Regions from separate parts of the Homo sapiens genome. Here region 1 is linked to region 2. Evidence: chromatin contacts called from ENCODE Hi-C data. All regions are on one chromosome and are shown on one strand. Each heading gives the region's core, a stretch centred on a gene start or an enhancer-like site at or near the end of the contact. The rest is flanking DNA. Distances are from core to core; before and after follow the strand shown. Region 1 holds the start of ZC3H8 (zinc finger CCCH-type containing 8). Region 2 holds the start of SOWAHC (sosondowah ankyrin repeat domain family member C).

Region 1 (5,354 bases), core at 901-3,400, 2.6 Mb after region 2:
CCAGCACTTTGGGAGGCCAAGGCGGGCAGATCACAAGGTCAGGAGATCGAGACCATCCTGTCTAACATGGTGAAACCCCGTCTCTACTAAAAATACGTCGGGCGTGGTGGCAGGCGCCTGTAGTCCCAGCTACTCGGGAGGCTGAGGCAGGAGAATGGTGTGAACCCGGAAGGCAGAGCTTGCAGTGAGCCGAGATCGCGCCACTGCACCCCAGCCTGGGCGACAGAGCCAGACTCTGCTCAAAAAAATAAAAAAAAAACCCACAAAACTACTCCCTCCCTACCATCCCACCAGTGCTTATTTTCCCCTTACCCTTCATTCATTTTCTCAGGGCATTTAGTACCACCTAAAATATGATATATTTATGTATGTCTCCCCCTTCCCCTAATAATGTAAATTCATTAGTACAGAAATTTTCATCTCTTCTTCATTTACTACTATATCCCCAAGGCCGTAGCAGGTGCTCAATACGATTTTTTGAATGAATGAGAAGTATTCCCATCACAAATTACTCGGAAAAAAAACCAGAAACCATATGAGAAAAGACTGATTCATCTGACTGCATAAAACCAAACCACAACATCCCCATTCCTTTTTACATTGAAAAATAATGCCATAGGCAAAGACAAATGACAATTGGGAGTAAAGTATTCGCAGATAAGAGATCCTAGAATGTGAAAAAGACCAAAAAGGAGAAAAATGGGCAAATAATATGGACAGCTCACCATACTTCCATACCATCCTTCACCCATCATTTTGGCAAAATTCCAAGTGTCTTTTATGTATTGCAGTCAAGTTTTGGGGAATGGAGCTTGTGTCCAACACACTTTGAAACTGATAGCTGCTGTTCGGATTTTTAAATGTTGCTATTATCTTTTTTTTGTGTGATGAATTCTTATGTATTTTATAACATATCAATTAGTACCAGTTATTTTTCTTAGTAAATTATATCATCTGCAAGTAATTAGTGTATCTGTCTCTTTCCAATATTTATAGGGCTTATTTTAAAATTTTAGTCATTTTGCATGAGAAGCTTGGTGATAAAATCATGGATCCTGGACATAGCTCTTCCACTTACACTGTGCAATCTCGGCAGGTTATTTAGCCTCTCCGTGCCTCAGTTTTCCCATCTGTAAAACGAGGACGGCATCATCTTCTCTTTAAGTTTGTTTTGAGGATTAAGTGATTTATTTCATGTAAAGCACAAGGTAAAGCTCTGGATGATCAGTTAAGGTAAAATTTGAGATAGAGTGAACAGCTGACCAATATCGAATGGTAAAATCAATCACAACTGGAAATATATCTCAGTTGAGGGAAATAAAAGACGTAGGTTTAAGAACAAAGATGGTGGTTTTTAGCATTTCAAATCACTAGACACTGCTCCAAAAATATAATCTACAAATTAGGGCCATCTGACCAAGAGTCTCACTTGCTTTTCCAACCTAATGGAAATATTAAGTCCAAATGACGTCTGTTGCTTTATTGTGGTCTTTAGGGTCTTTCCATGCAAATCAGTGGACTAATGGCAGAGTATTGCCTATTCTTTACCTTTCAATAAACTTGTGGTTTCATCCTTTCTACAGAAAAGAACCTAGGAGGTGTCAGTGAAAAAGGTCACATCAGTGTCCTCTGGGAGTTTACGGTCTCGTGGAAACAGGCAACAACGGTAAAGACAGACGCTACGGGACCACAGAGGCGGGCTCCTCACCCGCTGCTGTGCAGAGAAAGGGGCGCATCCCGGAGCCTTCTCGCCTCCACCCCGCTCCCCCGCCCAGGCTCTCGACAGCCCCGGCCCTGACGGCCTAAGCCTGAGCCCCGCGTTCAGCTTCTGCTCCCACCCGGACCCCGCACGACCTCTATAGGTCAGACGGTGGCGCCCGGCCGGCCCACGTGCTCCCCACGGGCCCTCGCGACGCGGCCCGGACGTGGCCCCGGACTGCCTCCAATCCAGAAGAAACTAAGAGGCGGAGTCCCGCTGAGCCCCTGCATTCAAAAGATGAAAAGATATGGGATCACCTTTCGTCAGAGTCCGTGGCCGTTTTGCCGAGGGCCGGGTTGGGGGGTTTTGAGAAAAGATTCTCAAAATCCATGACCCAGACAGGTCCTCCCTTTCGCGAGCCGGGAAGCTACAGAGTAACAACCCGAGAGAGTGACAACCCGGACGCGACGAGACGGACCCAGAGCCGCGCCAGGGCCACAGGCTCCGCCCCGCGCAGCCTCACCTGCCCCGCGCATGCGCTGCACCGCCCTCCGCGACTCTGGGCAGGCCGGGTCTCTCCCTGCCTCCTTCGCCTCGGCTCTGCGCAGGCGCCGCCGTGGTTGCCCTTCTGTAAGCTTTTTCGTCCTTTACCTCAGATAGTAGAATTTTGTTTATTTTATTTATTTATTTGTTTGTTTGTTTGTTTATTTAAAGACAGAGTCAAGCTCTGTCGTCCAGGCTGGACTGCAGTGGCGTGATCTCGGCTCACTGCAACCTCCGCCTCCCGGGTTCAAGCAAGTCTCCTGCTTCAGCCTCCTGAGTAGCTGGGACTACAGGTGTCTGCCACCACGCCCAGCTAATTTTTGTATTTTTAGTAGAGACGGGATTTCACCATGTTGGCCAGGATGGTCTCGATCTCTTGATCTCGTGATCCGCCCGCCCCAGCCTTCCAAAGTGCTGGGATTACAGGCGTGAGCCACCGCGCCCGGCCCCAGCCCAGAATTTTTAAAATTAGTTGTTAGGATTCTGCTTTCACCTTGGTGAAAACTCTTCCATCAAAATCACAGTATTTCTAAGGGATGGTAGTAACAGCTAACATTTATCTGAGCACTCCACTACTATTCCTTAGAAATAGCGTTTCACATGTTAGCTAACTTAATCCTCACAACAGCCCTGTAAAAGATGTTCTATTACCATTCACAGTTTTGAAATGAATAAACAGATGTGTAGTCAGGTAATGTAACTTGTAGGGTCTCTACAATTGAATGGGAATTAAAATGAATACACAAGTAACCTCAAGACAGAAAAGTCCGTTAAAAAGTACCAAATACTAAGAGAATTCAGAAGAGGGAAAAAATTGCATCCAGTTGGGAAGGCTTCTTGAGAAGGGAGTATTTGAGCTGGGTCTTGAGATATTTCCATAGGAAAAGAGGAAGTGGGCATTCCAAGTAGAGAGAATTGTATGAAGGCAGGAAAATAGAGCATGCTGTTGCAGAACAGGAAATTGCTCAGTTTTGCTCAATGTAATGCCATTTAAGGGACCTGTAGAAAGGAAGGCTCAAACCCTAGGTTGGGCCAGTGATAGAGAACCTGACTTGCTTCTGTAAGTGAAGGGAGTGTTTGATTCTTGGCATGAATCAGGATCCCTTTACCGATTAGTGAAGGGAACTATTTGAAGCCAGACATCTTCCCCAGGGAAATTCTACTTTCCCATGTTGTTTATATTGTAGGCCATCACCTATGGAACATGAATCATTACTAAAAATTCAGAGAAAAAATTGAATTAAGGAGATAAAAACTAGAATTACCCCCTCTTTAGCAGGAAGCATTATTATAGAACCCAAATTGTTACCATACACACTTTTTTATATAAAATATCCAACATACAGCAAAAGATAACCAGACACAAATGAAAATTAGATTGGTAGGTAAAAAGCAGCTAAAACATCTGACCTGCAAAGGCATCAGACACTAGCATTTTCAGACAAAGACTATATAAAAGGCTACATATGTTTGTGTTAGATTGATGCCAAAAAAGGCCCCAATTTCTCCAACCTTTCCTGTATCCATGTCCTTTGCAATGTGACTTTGCAGCTCCTCCCATAAAGAGGTAGGATCTATTTCACCTCCTCTTTAATCTGAGTTGATTTTGCCTGATAGAATGACTTGTCTTAGCTAGTAGAATGCAGAAGTGGCCTGCCAATACCAAGCCAAGGCCCCAAGAGGCTTTGTATGTGTCTGCTGTCTCTTATATGCCTGCCTTCTTCAGGACAATAAACTCAGGCTACCCTGCTGACGATAAGGGAGAGGCATGTAGAAGATAAGGCTAATGGAGGACAGCGAAAACACCCAGTCAACAGCTAGCAAAACCCTAAAAGCAAAGCCTCCTAGGCAACATACAGCTGAGCACACACATGATGGAGTCCTGCAGAGAACCAAAGACTCTCAGATGATCCCAGTCCAAATTACTAACCCACATAAATAAATGGTCCTTGTTTTAAGCCACTAAGTTTTTAAGTAGTTTACTACATAGTAATATCTAACTAATAAAAAAGAAACTATAAAAAGTGTCATAGAGAAATTGGGGAGAAGTAACCAAGTAGAACTTCTAGAAATAAAAAATATAATACTGAAATTTTTAAAAATCAGTGGATGGGGCTGGGCGTGGTGGCTCACACCTGTAATCCCAGCACTTTGGGAGGCCAAGGCCGGTGGATCACAAGGTCAAGAGATAGAGACCATCCTGCCAAAATGGTGAAACCCTGTCTCTAATAAAAATACAAAAATTAGCTGGGCGGGTTGGCGCACGCCTGTAGTCCCAGCTACTCAGGAGTCTGAGGCAGGAGAATCGCTTGAACCCGGGAGGCGGAGGTTGCAGTGAGCTGAAATTGCGCCACTGCACTCCAGCCTGGGAGACAGAGTGAGACTCCATCTCAAAAAAAAAAAAAAAAAATCAGTGGATGGTGTGGTCATATTAAAATGTGTTCAAAAATTCCTTAACACTTCTCCCTGCAAAAGTTGGAGATTTAGTCCCCTCTTCTTTAATGTGGATAGGATTTACTTATTTATTTCTAACAAATACAATGTGGCAAAAGTGATGATGCATGATTTCTGAGGTCATAAGAAGACATTGTAGTTTCTGCCTTATTCTCTTGAATCATCTGCATGAAGGGAAGTCAGTCACCATGTCATGAATCACTCAGGCAGCCTGTGGAGAGCCAGCCATGTGGGTGAGGTACCTTGGAAACAGATCTCCCAGCACTAAGCAAGCCAGAAGACATCTCGACAGCAATCCCGTGAGAAACTGTGGGACAGAACCACCCAGCTAAGCAGCTCGCAGATTCGTGACCCACAGAGGATATAAGAAGATCAATGTTGGGCCAGGTGTGGTGGCTCACGCCTGTAATCCCAGCACTTTGGGAGTCTGAGGCAGGTGGATCACCTCAAGTCAGGAGGTTGAGACCAGCCTGGCCAACATGGTGAAACCCCGTCTCTACTAAAAATACAAAATTAGCTGGGTGTGGTGGCGCATGCCTGTAGTCCCAGTTACTTGGGAGGCTGAGGCACGAGAATCGCTTGAACCCAGGAGGCGGAGTTTGCAGTAAGCCGAGATCGCGCCATTGCACTCCAGCCTGGGCAAGAAGAGCAAAACTTC
Region 2 (5,117 bases), core at 2,510-5,009:
ACTCAGGAGGCTGGGGTAGGAGAATCGCTTGAACCAGGGAGGTGGAGGCTGCGGTGAGCTGAGATCATGCTATTGAACTCCAGCCTGGGTGACAAAGCGACATTCCGTCTTCAAAAAAAAAGAGAGAAATGAAGAGAAATACTATGTACATGAGTTAGAAGACTCAACATAGTAAAGCTATCAATTCTCCCTAAATCGATATAAACATTTAATGTAATTCCTCTCGAATCCCAGCAAAATTATTTGTAAATATAGATAAGACGATTCTAAAACTTACACAGAGAGGCACAGAACTAGAATAGCTAAAAATCTGGGGGAGAGAAGAATAAAGTGGGAGAAATCAGTCTACCTTATTTCAGACTTACACAGCTACAGGAATCAAGACTGCGTGCTAACGGAGAACCCAGAAACAGACTGAAACAGACCCACACAAATATGCTCAACTGACTTTTGACAAAAGTGCATCAACAACTCAATAATGGAAAGGGAGCCTATTCAACAAATGGTGCTGGAGCAACTGGACATCCATAGGCCAAAAAATGGCCCTCAACTTAAGTCTGACACCTAACAGAAAAATTAACTCAAAATGGGTCATAACATAAATGTAAAACATAAACTATAAAACTTTTAGGAAAAAAATAAGAGAAAATCTTTGGGATCTAAGGTTAGGCAAAGAGTTCTTAAACTTGACACCAAAAGCACAATCCATAAAAGGAAATAATGATAAATTTCAACAAAACTGAAAACTTTTGCTTTGCAAAAGACCCTGTTAGAAGATGAAAAGATAAACTACAGACTGAAAGAGAACATTTTCAAATCACATATCTGAGAAAGGACTGGAATCTAGTATACCTAAAAAACTTTAAACCCAACAGAAAAAAAAAATCTAACTAGAAAATAGGCAACATGTTGGGAGGCTGAGACGGGAGGATCGCTTGAGCCCAGGAGTTTGAGACCAGCCTGGGCAACATGGTCACACCCCTGCCTCTACAAAAAATACAAAAATTTAGCCGGCTGTGGTGGTGCACACCTATAGTCCTAGCTACTTGGGGTGGCTGAGGCAGGAGGATCGCTTGAGCCCAGGAGATTGAGGCTGAGGTTGAAGTGAGCCATCTTGGCACCACTGCACTCTAGCCTGGGTGACAATACGAGAAATCCAAGTTAAAATCACCATGAGGTGTCACTATATACCTATAAGAATGGCTAAATTAAAAATAAGGACACCACCAAATGCTGGTAAGGATGTGCAGAAACTGGACCTCTCATACTTTCCTGGTAGGGATGCAAAATAATACAGCCATTCTGAGAAAGTCTGGCAGTTTCTTACAAAACTAAGCATGCAACTACCATATGACCCAACAATTGTATTCCTGGGCATCTATCCCAAAGAACTGAAGACTTATGCTTACATTATGAGTTACTGTACATGAATGTTTATAGCAGCTTTATTGCCAATAGCCAACAACTGAAAACAACCTAGATATCCTTCAAACTGTGGCACAATCATACCATGGAATACTACCCCAGCAAACTGCAGATATATGCAACAACCTGGATGAATCTCCAGAACTTTGCTGAGTTGAAAAAAAAAAAATCCAATCTCAAAAGGTTACTAACTGGGTGATTCCATTATATAAGTCTTGGAATGACAAAATTATAAGAATAAAAACGAATCACTGATTGTCTGGGGTTAAGAAGGAGGCAGGGCAGGAAAGAAGTGTGTGTGGTTATAAAAAGGCATTAAGGGATCCTCCTGGTCCTGGGAACATCCTTTATCTTCACTGTATCAATCAATGACAATATGCTGGTTGTGATATCGTACTATGGGTTTGCCAGATCTTATTGTGGAAAGGTGGATAAAGGGTACAGGGTTCTCACTATACTGTATTATTTCTTACAACTGCATATTAATCTACAATTAACGCAAAATACAGTTTAATTCGAAAATAAGTAAAGTTAGCCTCAAAGCAAATTAAGTACAATTAAAAATAAATCTAACATCAGCTAAATGAAGTGTTCTCTTCTGCTCAAGCTTGTTTGGATACGTAATCTATGAATCAAAGAATTTATAAAACACATTTTCCTCACCAGGACCCCTCAATTTTCCCTCACTCACACATGCACACAAACACAGCAACTGAGACAAGGGGGTCCAGACAGAAAATTTGAGATTTTTAAAAAATACGCGATAGAATGAAAAGAGACCTGGGCTGAATCAGGGAGAAAAATCTTTGTCCAGGTTCTATAAAACAAACCAACGGTGTCACTTTGGACGGATCCTCTAATCTCTCAGCCTGCAATCTGAACTGTTTCTACAATTTAAACTTCTCATGTAGGAGGTTGCTTAGTAGAGTGGTTCTCAAACTTTTTGGTCTCCAGCCTCCAAAGAGCTTTTGTTTACACAGATGAAAACCACCAATGTTTACTATCAAAAATTAAAAGGGAGAATTTGTTTTTAAGAATACACAGGCATCGGGCCTCCAAACGGCGGTGAGATCACTCCATACCATGTAGCCTTTGGAAAACTCGATGTACACGACCTTGGTACTATTAACGAAAATAGTTGTAACCACACTTGGAAAACCGCTGGCTTACTAACAAGCGAGATAAATCTACAAAAGTAACTGGAAAGGTTCAAAACAGTGAACAAACGCGTTCTTTTAGAGTACAAAAGAGTCAAGGCGGGAAAAAAACGGTTTAAAATCCCAATGGAGGAAAACTTGGACGACCACACCATCGGATAAAACGGGAGAGCTTTTGAAAAGCCAGGGGAGCCGGGCTTTCTCCCGGCGGCAGGGAGGCTCGGAAGTGCTCACGGCTGCAAAAGATGACCGCTATTCAATCAGTCCGCACTGCGCCTTCAACTCCGTTATAGCCGTAAGAGACCCACAAACACCGCTGTGGATGTAACTTTTGGCAAAGACCGGGAAGTCGTTCAAGAACTCTCCCACCGTCCCGACGCTGGCGCCGCGCCCCGCGAACCGGGGTCCGGCCGCGCCCAGGCTCCGCAGAGGCTCCTCTCCCGCCCCAGGCGCCCGGCCGCCGCGGAAGCCGGGGAGCACTGGGCGGGCGGGGCCGGAGGGGGCGCGGGTCACAATCCCGGGCCGGACCAGGGGGCCGGTGGGTCGAGGGCGGGAAGTCCCGCGGGGGCCGGGGAGCGCGGGGCTGGGGCCCCGGCGTCGGCGGGACTCACCAGGTGCCGCGCCACCTCGGAGGAGGCCATGGTCGCGGGCAGGGGCACGGTGAAGCGGCTGTATCAGCCCGGCCCCGAGCGGCTGGTCCCGGCGACGGCGGCGGGAAGGCCGGAGGGCAGAAGCAACGGGCGGGGCGCGAGGCTAGGCTGCCTCCGCGACGGGGAAGGGACAGGGGCGGGGCCGAGCTGGAGGCCTCCGGGGGCGGGGTTGGGGCGGACGCCCTGTGGTGCGCGCTGAGCGTTTTGCCTGCGCCAAGCGAGCCCCTCACAGGAGCTACCCTCGACGCCTGAGGACTGAGCGTCAGCGTTGGGGCGGGCTGAAGGAGAGCTGGGACTCCAGGAAGACGGCGCGAGGAATGCAGGCGGGAACTGCGGAGCAGTGATTGCGGCCCTCGCGAGGCCGGAAGTGGGCGGGCCTTGAGGCGAGGCCGCCCTAGGTAGGTGTGGCCGAGACAGCGGGGAGCGGAAGTGGGCGTGGCCTGGTGGCGTGGGCGCGGGGCGGGGGTGCGGGGGGCGTGTCCGCCCGGGCGCGGCCCAGTGAGGCGGTGGCCGAGTCCTCTGGCCTCAGACGCGTAGGCTGGCAGCCCGCTGAGCCCGCCAGACTCCGCCGCCGTCGGGAGCCGGCCGCTGGGAGCCCGTCGCTATGGGACCGCGCTGAGCCGCCCGCTGGCGGGGGAGCAGCGCGGTCGAGGATGGAGGGGCCGGCAGAGTGGGGCCCCGAGGCGGCGCTGGGCCCCGAGGCGGTGCTGCGCTTCCTGGCGGAGCGCGGGGGCCGGGCCCTGCACGCCGAGCTGGTGCAGCACTTCAGGGGCGCCCTAGGCGGCGAACCGGAGCAGCGCGCCCGCGCCCGCGCGCACTTCAAGGAGCTGGTGAACGCCGTGGCCACTGTGCGCGTCGATCCCGCCGACGGCGCCAAGTACGTGCACCTCAAGAAGAGGTTCTGTGAAGGGCCGTCCGAGCCCTCCGGGGACCCGCCGCGAATCCAGGTGACCGCCGAGCCCGAGGCCCCCGACGGCCCTGCCGGGCCCGAGGCGCGCGATCGGCTCCCCGACGCGGCGGCCCCGGAGTCGCTCCCTGGACAGGGCCGCGAGCTGGGCGAGGGAGAGCCCCCCGCCCCCGCGCACTGGCCGCCCCTGAGCGCCGGGGCTCGCAGGAAGAACTCGCGGCGCGACGTGCAGCCCCTACCGCGGACTCCAGCCCCGGGGCCCAGCGAGGACCTGGAGCTCCCGCCACATGGCTGCGAGGAGGCGGACAGGGGCAGCTCCCTTGTGGGGGCTACCGCACAGAGGCCGGCCCGCCAGAACCTCCGTGACCTGGTGATGGGCAGCTCCCCGCAGCTGAAGAGGAGCGTGTGTCCCGGGGGCAGCAGCCCGGGCAGCTCCTCCGGGGGAGGACGCGGCAGAGGCGGGGGCGACTCAGACAGCGCATCGGTGGCCTCGTCGTCCGCGGAGGAGGAGAGCAGCGGCGGAGGCTCCGTGACGCTGGACCCCCTGGAGCACGCGTGGATGCTCTCTGCCTCCGATGGCAAGTGGGACAGCCTGGAGGGCTTGCTCACCTGCGAGCCCGGCCTGCTGGTCAAGCGGGACTTCATTACCGGCTTCACTTGCCTGCACTGGGCCGCCAAGCACGGCAGGCAGGAGCTTCTGGCCATGCTAGTCAACTTCGCCAACAAACACCAGCTGCCGGTGAACATCGACGCCAGGACGAGCGGGGGTTACACCGCCCTGCACTTGGCAGCCATGCACGGCCACGTGGAGGTGGTGAAGCTGCTGGTGGGGGCCTACGACGCCGATGTGGACATCAGGGACTACAGTGGGAAAAAGGCCTCCCAGTACCTGAGTCGGAGCATCGCCGAGGAGATCAAGAACCTGGTGGGAGCCCTGGACGAGGGTGACGGGGAAAGCGCCGCGGGTAGCGGCGGCGG

The links. Hi-C counts contacts between places; a loop is a spot of excess contacts on that map. Pooled maps may share reads with other maps.
Region 1: a loop to region 2 is called in a map with no recorded cell type, with 6 times the contacts of the local background. The contact joins the promoter of ZC3H8 here to the promoter of SOWAHC in region 2. A Hi-C loop is called at or near these places in 1 of 37 single-sample maps with no recorded cell type and 4 of 50 pooled maps.

What each region holds. Positions count from the first base shown.
Region 1 is chr2:112,252,892-112,258,245 of GRCh38, forward strand. It overlaps ZC3H8 (zinc finger CCCH-type containing 8), which reads right to left and starts at 2,151. Exons shown (of 9, transcript NM_032494.3): 1 at 2,017-2,151. The coding sequence starts at 2,090. RefSeq lists a silencer at 2,124-2,333 and a cis regulatory region at 3,884-4,135.
Region 2 is chr2:109,610,605-109,615,721 of GRCh38, forward strand. SOWAHC (sosondowah ankyrin repeat domain family member C) reads left to right here and starts at 3,760. Exons shown (of 1, transcript NM_023016.4): 1 at 3,760-5,117. The coding sequence starts at 3,886. SEPTIN10 (septin 10) reads right to left here and starts at 3,362. Exons shown (of 11, transcript NM_144710.5): 1 at 3,194-3,362. The coding sequence starts at 3,223. It also overlaps a transcript of RANBP2 not described here. RefSeq lists an enhancer at 2,252-3,161 and silencers at 3,014-3,103, 3,134-3,383, 3,644-3,813.